Linked DNA regions of Homo sapiens: region 1 is linked to region 2. Evidence: read pairs that join two places in POLR2A ChIA-PET (ENCODE). Cell type or tissue: A673. All regions are shown on one strand. Links, peaks and the distances in the headings refer to the core of each region. The heading gives the core; the rest is flanking DNA. Region 1 overlaps CUX2 (cut like homeobox 2). Region 2 overlaps CUX2 (cut like homeobox 2).

The links. ChIA-PET counts read pairs that join two places held together with the same protein. Peaks named below come from ENCODE experiments on the same cell type or tissue, not always from the same donor. Only the 100,000 strongest peaks of a DNase experiment are listed, where the experiment ranks them.
Region 1: POLR2A ChIA-PET joins it to region 2 with 5 read pairs; 3 of 35 experiments call an interaction of 5 or more read pairs at or near these places.

Annotation. Positions count from the first base shown.
Region 1 is chr12:111,179,218-111,183,606 of GRCh38, reverse strand. The region is part of intron 1 of CUX2 (cut like homeobox 2); the gene reads right to left. Among named protein-coding and RNA genes, the nearest start is that of MIR6760, 120 kb to the left of the region's middle. RefSeq lists an enhancer at 466-966. In A673, for the core only: no CTCF peak of the experiment used is centred there; a DNase peak (open chromatin) is centred at 2,306; H3K4me3 peaks cover 454 bases; H3K27ac peaks cover 1,170 bases.
Region 2 is chr12:111,122,575-111,126,963 of GRCh38, reverse strand. The region is part of intron 1 of CUX2 (cut like homeobox 2); the gene reads right to left. Among named protein-coding and RNA genes, the nearest start is that of CUX2, 91 kb to the right of the region's middle. In A673, for the core only: no CTCF peak of the experiment used is centred there; no DNase peak of the experiment used is centred there; H3K4me3 peaks cover 8 bases.

The sequences.
Region 1 (4,389 bases), core at 281-4,280, 57 kb before region 2:
GTGATGAGGCTGGGATTCAAACCAAGGTCTGTTGACTTTAGGGTTTGAGCGTTTAACCCCCATGCTATCCTGGCTCGAAGCAATCTGGCTCCCAGCCAGGTAAACAACAACCTCACCCTGCCTCTGAGACCCCGGTGTTGCTTCTGCCTATTGCCAGACCCCTCAGACCCTGAGATTTCCTTGCACAGAATTCTCTGGTGATGTTAAACTGGCTCCTCCAACTGAGGGGACTGGAGCCTGGGCACAGCTCTATGCCCATGAAGATGAAGCAGGAGCCACCCCCAGCAGGCTTGGAGGCCCAAATGCCAGGCCTGCCTGAGGGACAGCCTGACCCTGTCATTCTTGGCTATCCCAGAGCCCAGCTGAGTCCCGACTGGATGTTCACATATCATTCATTCATTCAGTAATTCATCCAGCCATTCCACAAATATTCATTGAGTTCTCAACTGGGGTGAAGCACATAAACTTCAGAAACTGACCTGAATTTGACTTCCAGCCTCACCCATTCTTAGCTGTGTGACCTTGGACAAGTTGCTCAAGGCCTCTGAGCCTCAGTTTCTGCATCTCCCAAACAGGTAGAATTATAACCTCCTCCCAAGGTACCCGGGCAGATTGAAGGAGGAAGGTGCATGTCAAATGCTTGGTACAGGATCCGGGGCAGTTGGTGGCGAATAAATGGCTGGTGCTATTCCGATTATTGAACGAGACTGGCCCTTTCCCTGTCACCAGGGAGCTATGAGTCCCTTCATTGGCTCCCCTGGAATGTCCTTTTGGGGGCACTTGAATGTATCCTGGGCTGGCTCAGGGACCACTGTCCCATGCCCACCTGAACGAAGATGACCACTTGCCTTGGTGATCAATGTGTTACTGAGCTCAGCCAATTTCTGCAGGACCCGCTCGTCTGACCCCAAAGTCAAAGCTGCCTCCTCCTCCTTCTCCATCCCCAACGATGACTGTTCTAAAATTAGCCAGCAGTTGCCAATTCCAAGCGGAGCCAGCTTCTGGGAACTGGGAGGCCTCAGCATTGTCACCTGAGCCGCCTTCTCCATCCAACTGCGTAATGAATTGTCAGTCTCAGCCACCCCACGGATGGTCTCGAGTTTACAACTGTTCCACCGTCAAGGACGTGGGGGCTAATGGCTCTGAGAAGACGGATCAACTGGAGAACGTCAGGATGATGAATGGATTTGCCCAACGCCAGGATGCTGGCCGCCGGGCTGTATGTAAAAGAGAATGCCTAATTTGTTCATACCTGCAATTACCTGGAGCCCACTCTTCAGGTATGATTTAGCGTGGAAGTGGTCCTCTGTTTAGAGGAATTAATTATTTCAAGTGGTGCCAACCTTTGAGCTCTGATCACTATGGATAACCTCCCCGGGGCCCTAGGATGGGGGCATGTCTCTAGTTAGGTCCTGCTCTATGTGGAAGGGAACGGAACACAGATTAAACCCATCACAGTCATTCGGGAGGGCTTCAGAGATTGATTTTTATCCCCCGACCCTGCCCTGAAACATCTTTGCATCAAGTCTTCCCTTTGCACATTTTTAAACAAATGTCCCCCCACCTCCCTGTGCGCCTCCCCTCCTCCCAGATTAGGTGCACCCGTCGGAGATAATCCGATGAGTCAGTGGGTCCTTGCACCCCCCATGAATTACAAGGATTTCTCTTGCCAACCAAATATTTCATCCAGCTGTAGATATCATGAGGAAATGGCAAACAAAGAGAGAGATTTAATAACTGGAAATAAGAGTGAGGATGCAGATAGTTTAATTTTTTTTTGTATTGCATCTAATTGCAATCAACAGTAGACATCTGACACAGTGACAGCCTCAGCAAAATTGCTGCTGAGAGAACAGAATCTTTGTCTAAAAATAATCAGACATTCTGTGCACCACTGTTTGTTATAACGGTAATCGATGCTGGAGGCTTTGAATTCCATCAATTTATAGATCTGCGCAGGCCTGCCTGGCAATGGAGCTGGTGCACAGAGGCCCTCGCCGGCTCGGGCAGTGCTGGGGCCCGGTGTGTGATTAAGATAAGCCCCGATTCCTTTCATACATTCCTTATCAGGATCTAATTCTCCAGCAGGTAGAGATGTTCACAACAGTTAAAGATTAGTGCAGCTTCTCAGACGCCAAATTTGAGGGTATTGATCAATAAATCAAATCAGGCCAATCAATCGCCCAATCAGGAGAGTCTAGCCAGTGCATTATTACCGGCGCCTCCAAGCCAAAGCTTTTCATGGGTTTCATCAAAACAGCCTCACCTTGGCTTCCCGCCAGCTGCTGGCTTGCCTAATAGACTCCACAGCCGAGAGGGGCCTCCTGCCCAGCGGAAGAGCAATAAATTTCTCATCAAACAGCCGATGGAGAAACAAGATGAACATCTGTTTTGCTGCAATGAAACTCCTGTGTTCCTCAGAATGCACAAACCGCCTCTGACAGACCACCCCAAAGGCGGCTTCCCTGGCACGCGGCGGCCCCGCGGAATATTCCGCCTGGTTATTTCAATCAGGTAATTTAAGGAGACTTTTGCATTCTTCTCTCTGCAGCTGCCGGAGCTCTGCAAAGACTATTCCGGCGCAGTCGATAATAAATGCCATCCTGGGACCCTGTAGTATGAAGGCAATTTTATGATACCCATTATGTGGCAATGTAACTTCATTAAAAGCTGTTTATTCCCTCTAAGCATTTTAAGCACTTTCCCTCACCCATAAAGGAGGAGCCCGGGAGGTTATTTTTACAGAAAGGGTTCTCGGCCATATTTCTTCCCTCAATAACTCAGGGGAGCCTCGCCCACCGGCCTTCTCACTTTGAGGAGGGGAGGCAACCTTGGGTCTGGGGAGGCTGGGGGAGGACTAGGTTTTCCCTGGGACCCAGGCATGGGGCCACCACAGCTGCAGGAGCTGAGAGGTCCAGGAGAGGAGAGGACTGGAGGCCTCAGTCCCACCAGATCCTCAGAGGCCCTTTGTTCCTATCAGACTGGGAGGAAGAAAGTTCCAGAATATGAGAGCCAAAGCCAGCGTTTTCCAAACTGTGTGTCCCCTAACCTTTCCTTTTACTTTTCTATGTTGACACGAATCCAAAGAAATTATTTCTCGGCCTGTCGTAAAGGCCCAAATTCTCCTTTGCAGGGACAGCTGGCGGCTGAAGGATCATTTCTTAGCCCAAGATTTGAATGCCACATGTCAAGGGTTCTTCGGTGGAGGTCTGCAGACTCAGGCTGAGAGGAGCAATTCTTAAGGGTCCGTGGAATTGGTTTCCCTCCCTGTAGAGGGATCTGCTCATGTCCTGCGCTGGAGAAGTGGAAGGTGATTCTGCTTCTTGGAAAGCAGGAGAGGGAGGAAGTAGTGAGGGAATGAATGAGACTGTAGAGAGGAACACCTGCAGGCACCAGTCAGGGGTGTGGAGGGTTCCCGAAGACTCCTTTAATTCTGATGAGCTTGTTGTCCAAGGTGAGGAGGGACACAAGGTCAGAAGCCCAGCAGGGTGAGGTGGGGGGAGGGTGGGGTCAGGGGGCCCCATGGGGGCTGGAATTCTGCCAGGGATGCAGTGGAGCACAAGACAGGATCTGGACTAGTGCCATGGCATGATCCGGGGTCAGGGTAAAAATTACAGTCCCAGGGGCTGGGCACGGTGGCTCACGCCTGTAATCCCAGCACTTTGGTGGGCCAGGCGGGCAGGTCCCCTGAGGTCAGTAGCTCCAGACCAGCCTGGCCAACAGGGCGAAACCCTGTCTCTACTAAAAATACAAAATGAGCTGGGCATGGTGGCATGGTGGTATGTGCCTGTAGTCCCAGCTACTCGGGAGGCTGAGGCAGGAGAACCACTTGAACCCGAGAGGTGGAGGTTGCAGTGAGCTGAGATCGCACCACTGCACTCCAGCCTGGGGTACAGAGTGAGACTCAACACCAAAAAAAAAAAACAAAACCATGGCCCCTGCTGACCAATCATGTCATACACGAAACTAAAGGAAAGGGCAGGCAAAACAACAACAACAACAACAACAACAACCACGGCGATGGCTCAGATCAGCCGGAATGAACTCTGTGCCACGCACCATTCTAACCCATTCAATCCTCTCAACACCACCATGAAGTAGGATCGTTATTAATGCCATTCTGCAGATTTGGAAACTGAGGCCCAAAGAAGTGAAGTTAAACATCCCCAGGTCACACAGCTAGTAAACAGAATTCATCATGAACATTTCTTGGGTGCTTGGTGTCCCCATCCTGTGCACCTTATATGTGGTCTCCTGATTTATCTTTGTAATACTCCTCCACGGCGGGTGTTGGTATTATGCCCATCTTACAGGTGAAGAAACCAAGGCTCAGAGAGGGGAAGTGATTTAAACAGGTCAGTCAGGGGCAGGGCTGGGGCTGAAATGCAT
Region 2 (4,389 bases), core at 147-4,146:
TAAACATCACTGAAGTCCTTTACTTCCTCTTCCAAGGAAGGAGTTAGTGCATTTTTGGTTGTACACAGGATAGTTGTATCACATTACGTGGGATTATGACCTTGTTATTATCTTTACTTGGAGATTAAACATGGCTTAAGGAGATGCATATGGGTGCCAAGTTGACAAGGGGTGGACTTGTGATGGTTAATTTTATGTGTCAGCTTGACTGGGTCATGGGGTAGCCAGATATTTGGCCAAACATTATTCTGGGGGTATCTGTGACGGGGCCTCCAGATGAGATGAACATTTGAGTCAGAAGACCAAGTAAAGCAGGCAGCCCTTCCTAATGTGAGTGGGCCTCTTCTAATCAGCTGACAGCCTGAACAGAACAGAAAAGCTGACCCTCCCTCGGGTAAGAGGAAGTTCCTCCTGCCTGTCTACTTGAGCCAGGACAGCAGTCTTTTCCTGCCTTCAGACTGGAACTGAAACACTGACTCTTCCTGGTTCTTGAGCCTGCTGGCCTTCAGAGTGGAATTATGCCATCAGCTCTCCTGGGTCTCCAGCTTGCTGACTCAGATCTTGGGACTTCTGCCTGTAATCCCAGCACTTTGGGAGGCCAAGGTGGGTGGATCATCACTTGAGGTCAGGAGTTTGAGACCAGACTGGCCAACATGGTGAAACCCCGTCTCTACTGAAAATATAAAAATTAGCCAGGGATGGTAGCACATGCCTGTAATCCCAGCTACTAGGGAGACTGAGGCAGGAGAATCGCTTGAACCTGAGAGGCAGAGGTTGCAGTGAGCCAAGATTATGTCCCCGCACTCCAGCCTGGGCAACAGAGTGAGACTCCATCTTAAAAAAAAAAAAAAAAGACCTCGGGACTTCTCAGCCTCCATGAACACATGAGCCAATTCCTTATAATAAATCCGCCCCCCCCACGCCACCACCCCACATACAAACAAACGTAATACATCGTGTTGAATCTGTTTTTCTGGAGAACCCTAATATAGTTCATAACCCGGTGGCCCATTTGGCCTTTGCAGATGTGTTTCGTTTAGTTTCTGCTTTTTCTTGAATATCAGATATTTAACATAAAGATCTAAATTTTCATTTTCTCTAAAAAAAATTGGAAGATCTGACCACACTGTGCTTGCACTCCTGTCTGGCAATCCTCAGAGCCATTTGCCTGGGTGCCCATTCTCTAATTAGCCTCAGTCTCCACCACTCCCTAAAGCCTCACATCTGCTCTGCTTCCCTCATTATCCTATCCATGCGGAATCTGCAGCAGCACTATTTGCAACAGCCAAAAAGAAAAAACAAGCCACATTCCTAGCAACAAATGAATGGATACATAAAATGTGATATATCTAGGCAATGGAATGTTATGCAGCCATAAAAAGGAATGAATTACTGATCCATGTGCCAACATGGATGAACCTTGAAAACATGATGCCAGACATAAAAGGCTACACTGTGGAGGATTTTGTTTATATGAAATATCCAGGCCGGGCGCAGTGGCACATGCCTGCAATCCCAGGACTTTGGAAGGCCGAGGAGGGCAGATCACCTGAGTCCAAGAGTTCAAGACCAGCCTGGTCAACATGGCAAAACCTTGTCTCTACTAAAAACACAAAATTAGCCTGGTGCGGTGGCACGTGCCTGGAGTCCCAGCTACTCAGGTGGCTGAGGCAGGAGAATCGCTTGAACCCAAGAGGCGGAGGTTGCAGTGAGCTGAGATCACACCACTGTACTCCAGCCTGGGTGACAGAGGGACACTCTGTCTCAAAAAAAAAAAAAAAAATTCCAGAATAGGTAAATCCATAGAGAGGGAATGTAAACTGGTGGCTCCTAGGGGCTGAGAGAATGGGGAGTTGCTCCTGTTAGGGCTCAGAAAATGGTACCCCAAAATGAAGGCCTCAAAAGCAGCCTCAGAAGCAAAGGTTCTTCTCCGGACTTCTCCTGCCCTCCTGTCTCTGGTCCCTCATTCTCTGAGACTGGCCACAGAAACTAGAATCCTCTTCCCCAAGGTGAATCATTAGAAATCAGAACCCTTTCCTAAGCAAACTAACATAGGAACAGAAGACTAAATACCGCATGTTCTCACCTGTATGTGGGAGCTAAACATCAGGTACTCATGGACATCAAAATAGCAACAATAGACAGTGGGGACCCCTGGAAGGGGAAGGGAAGGAGGGAAGCAAGGGTCAAAAAACCAACTGTTGGGTACTACACTCATTACCTGGGTGATGGGATTTGTACCTGAAACCTCAGCATCAGGCAAGATAAGCAGGTAACAAACCTGCACATGTACCCCCTGAATCTAAAATAAAAGTCGAAAAAGAAAAAGAAAAAAAGAACTCAGAACTCCTTTTTCCCCAAACCAGCCATAAAACCTAAAAATATTACTTGAACTTCCCACTACCTTTCTATATAAAAACTGGCCATAAAGAAATGATCTGACCTGCCTTGTTTGACTGTAGGTCATAGGAGCCCCAATCCAGAAAGGGTCCTGCCTCACACAGACAAGGCAGGCAGGCTGCACGGAGGCCAAGAAGAATCCAGACAGATAGGCCTTACTGGGCTTCCCAACTCAGTGTCTGAGCATTTCATCATATCTTTTTGTTCAATCCTGTTTCTACATGGCTGTCCACACTTGACTGAACTTAAGCGTAAAAATGAATAGTTTTCCCTGTATCTTTGGGTCTTCATTCTGAAGGCTCCCATGTCAGTAAAACGATGATCAAATAAATTTGTATGCCTTTTCTCCTATGAATTTGCCTTTCATCCATCGATTTTCAAGGAACCTTCAGAGAGTGAAAGGGAAGTTTCCCTTGGCCCCTACACTGCTCAGGGGTATGCGGTTTCCTTTTGGGGGAATAAAAATGTTTGGGACCTAGATAGTGGTGATGGTGGCACAACACTATGAATGTACTAAATCCACTGAATTGTTCACTCTGAAATGGTTAATTTTATGTTATGTGACTTTCACTGCATCTAGAAAAAAATGTTGACTAGAGCCAGAAGACCTGGGTTCAAATCCCAGCTCTGACTTTTGCTGTGTTTTACCCCTCTGAGCCTGTTTCCTTATTAATACAAGGGGACCAAAAGGAGCATCACCCTCTGTGGGTTTTAAGAGGATTAAGTTTGTCTGGGCGCGGTGGCTCACGCCTGTAATCCCAGCACTTTGGGAGGCCGAGGCAGGGGGATTGCTTGAGCTCAGGAGTTTGAAATTAGCCTGGGCAACATAGTGAAACCCCGTCTCTACCAAAAACACTAAAATTAGCTAGGTGTGGGGGTATGTACCTATAGTCTCAGTTACTCAGGAGGTGGAGGTAGGAGGATCGCTTGAGCCTGAGAGGTGGAAGTTGCTGTGATCCATGACTGTGCCACCGCATTCCAGCCTGGGCAATACAGTGAGACCCTGTCTCAAAAAAAAAATTAAGTGAGCTAATGTATAGAAAGTGCATGTGATCCAACACATACAAAGTGCCTGGTAATGGCTGGGCGTGGTGGCTCATGCCTCTAATCCCAGCACTTTGGGAGGCCGAGATTGGTGGATTGCTTGAGACCAGGAGTTTGAGACCAGCCTGGCCAACATGGCAAAACCCTGTCTCTACTAAAAATACAAAAAATTAGCTGGGCGTGGTGGTGTGCACCTGTAATCCCAGCTATTTGGGAGGCTGAGGCACGAAAATCACTTGAGCCTGGGAGGCGGAGGTTGCAGTGAGCCAAGATGGCACCACTGCACTTCAGCCTGGGCGACAGAGGGAGACCCTGTCTCAAAAAAAAGAAAGAAAGAAACTATATGCCGGGTAAGCATTAGCTATTTCTGTTATCACTCTGGGGTTTATTGAGTTTTCTGAGTCCCTTCAGGACTGGGTCAGCCAGAGACACGGAAGGCTCCTGGGGCCCAGCAGGCCTGGCCAGGACTCCCAGACCTTGTGGCTGCATCGGACATCCAAGGAGGCGATCAAACATTTCCTGCCCATTAAATTACAGCAGGAGTTATCCATCCAGGAAGAAATAAAAACTGTAAATATCAAAGCCGATGCATAACCTTCCTGGGCTTCTGTTGCAACTTCCTTTCTTTAATAATTATTGTTTAAAAGAAGCAGCCTGTGACAGGGCGGGGTGGGTCAGTCCCCTGCCCCATTTGAAGTTCACTGCATGCACTGACTTGTGTCCCCATATCAAATATCTGCAGCCACGAGCAACTAGCCGGTGGCTGTTTGCTCTCTGGACATTATTTATTGCTCGTGCAAATTGGCAGGATCTCCCCTGGTGCATAACTTTTTTCCCTGACTTGTTTCTTTCCAGAAGATCCCAGACTAGGGGGCCAGCCTTGCAGACGCCAACAGAACAATCTTCTTTCAACAGCATTAATTATCTGTATGGCTTTCCATAACA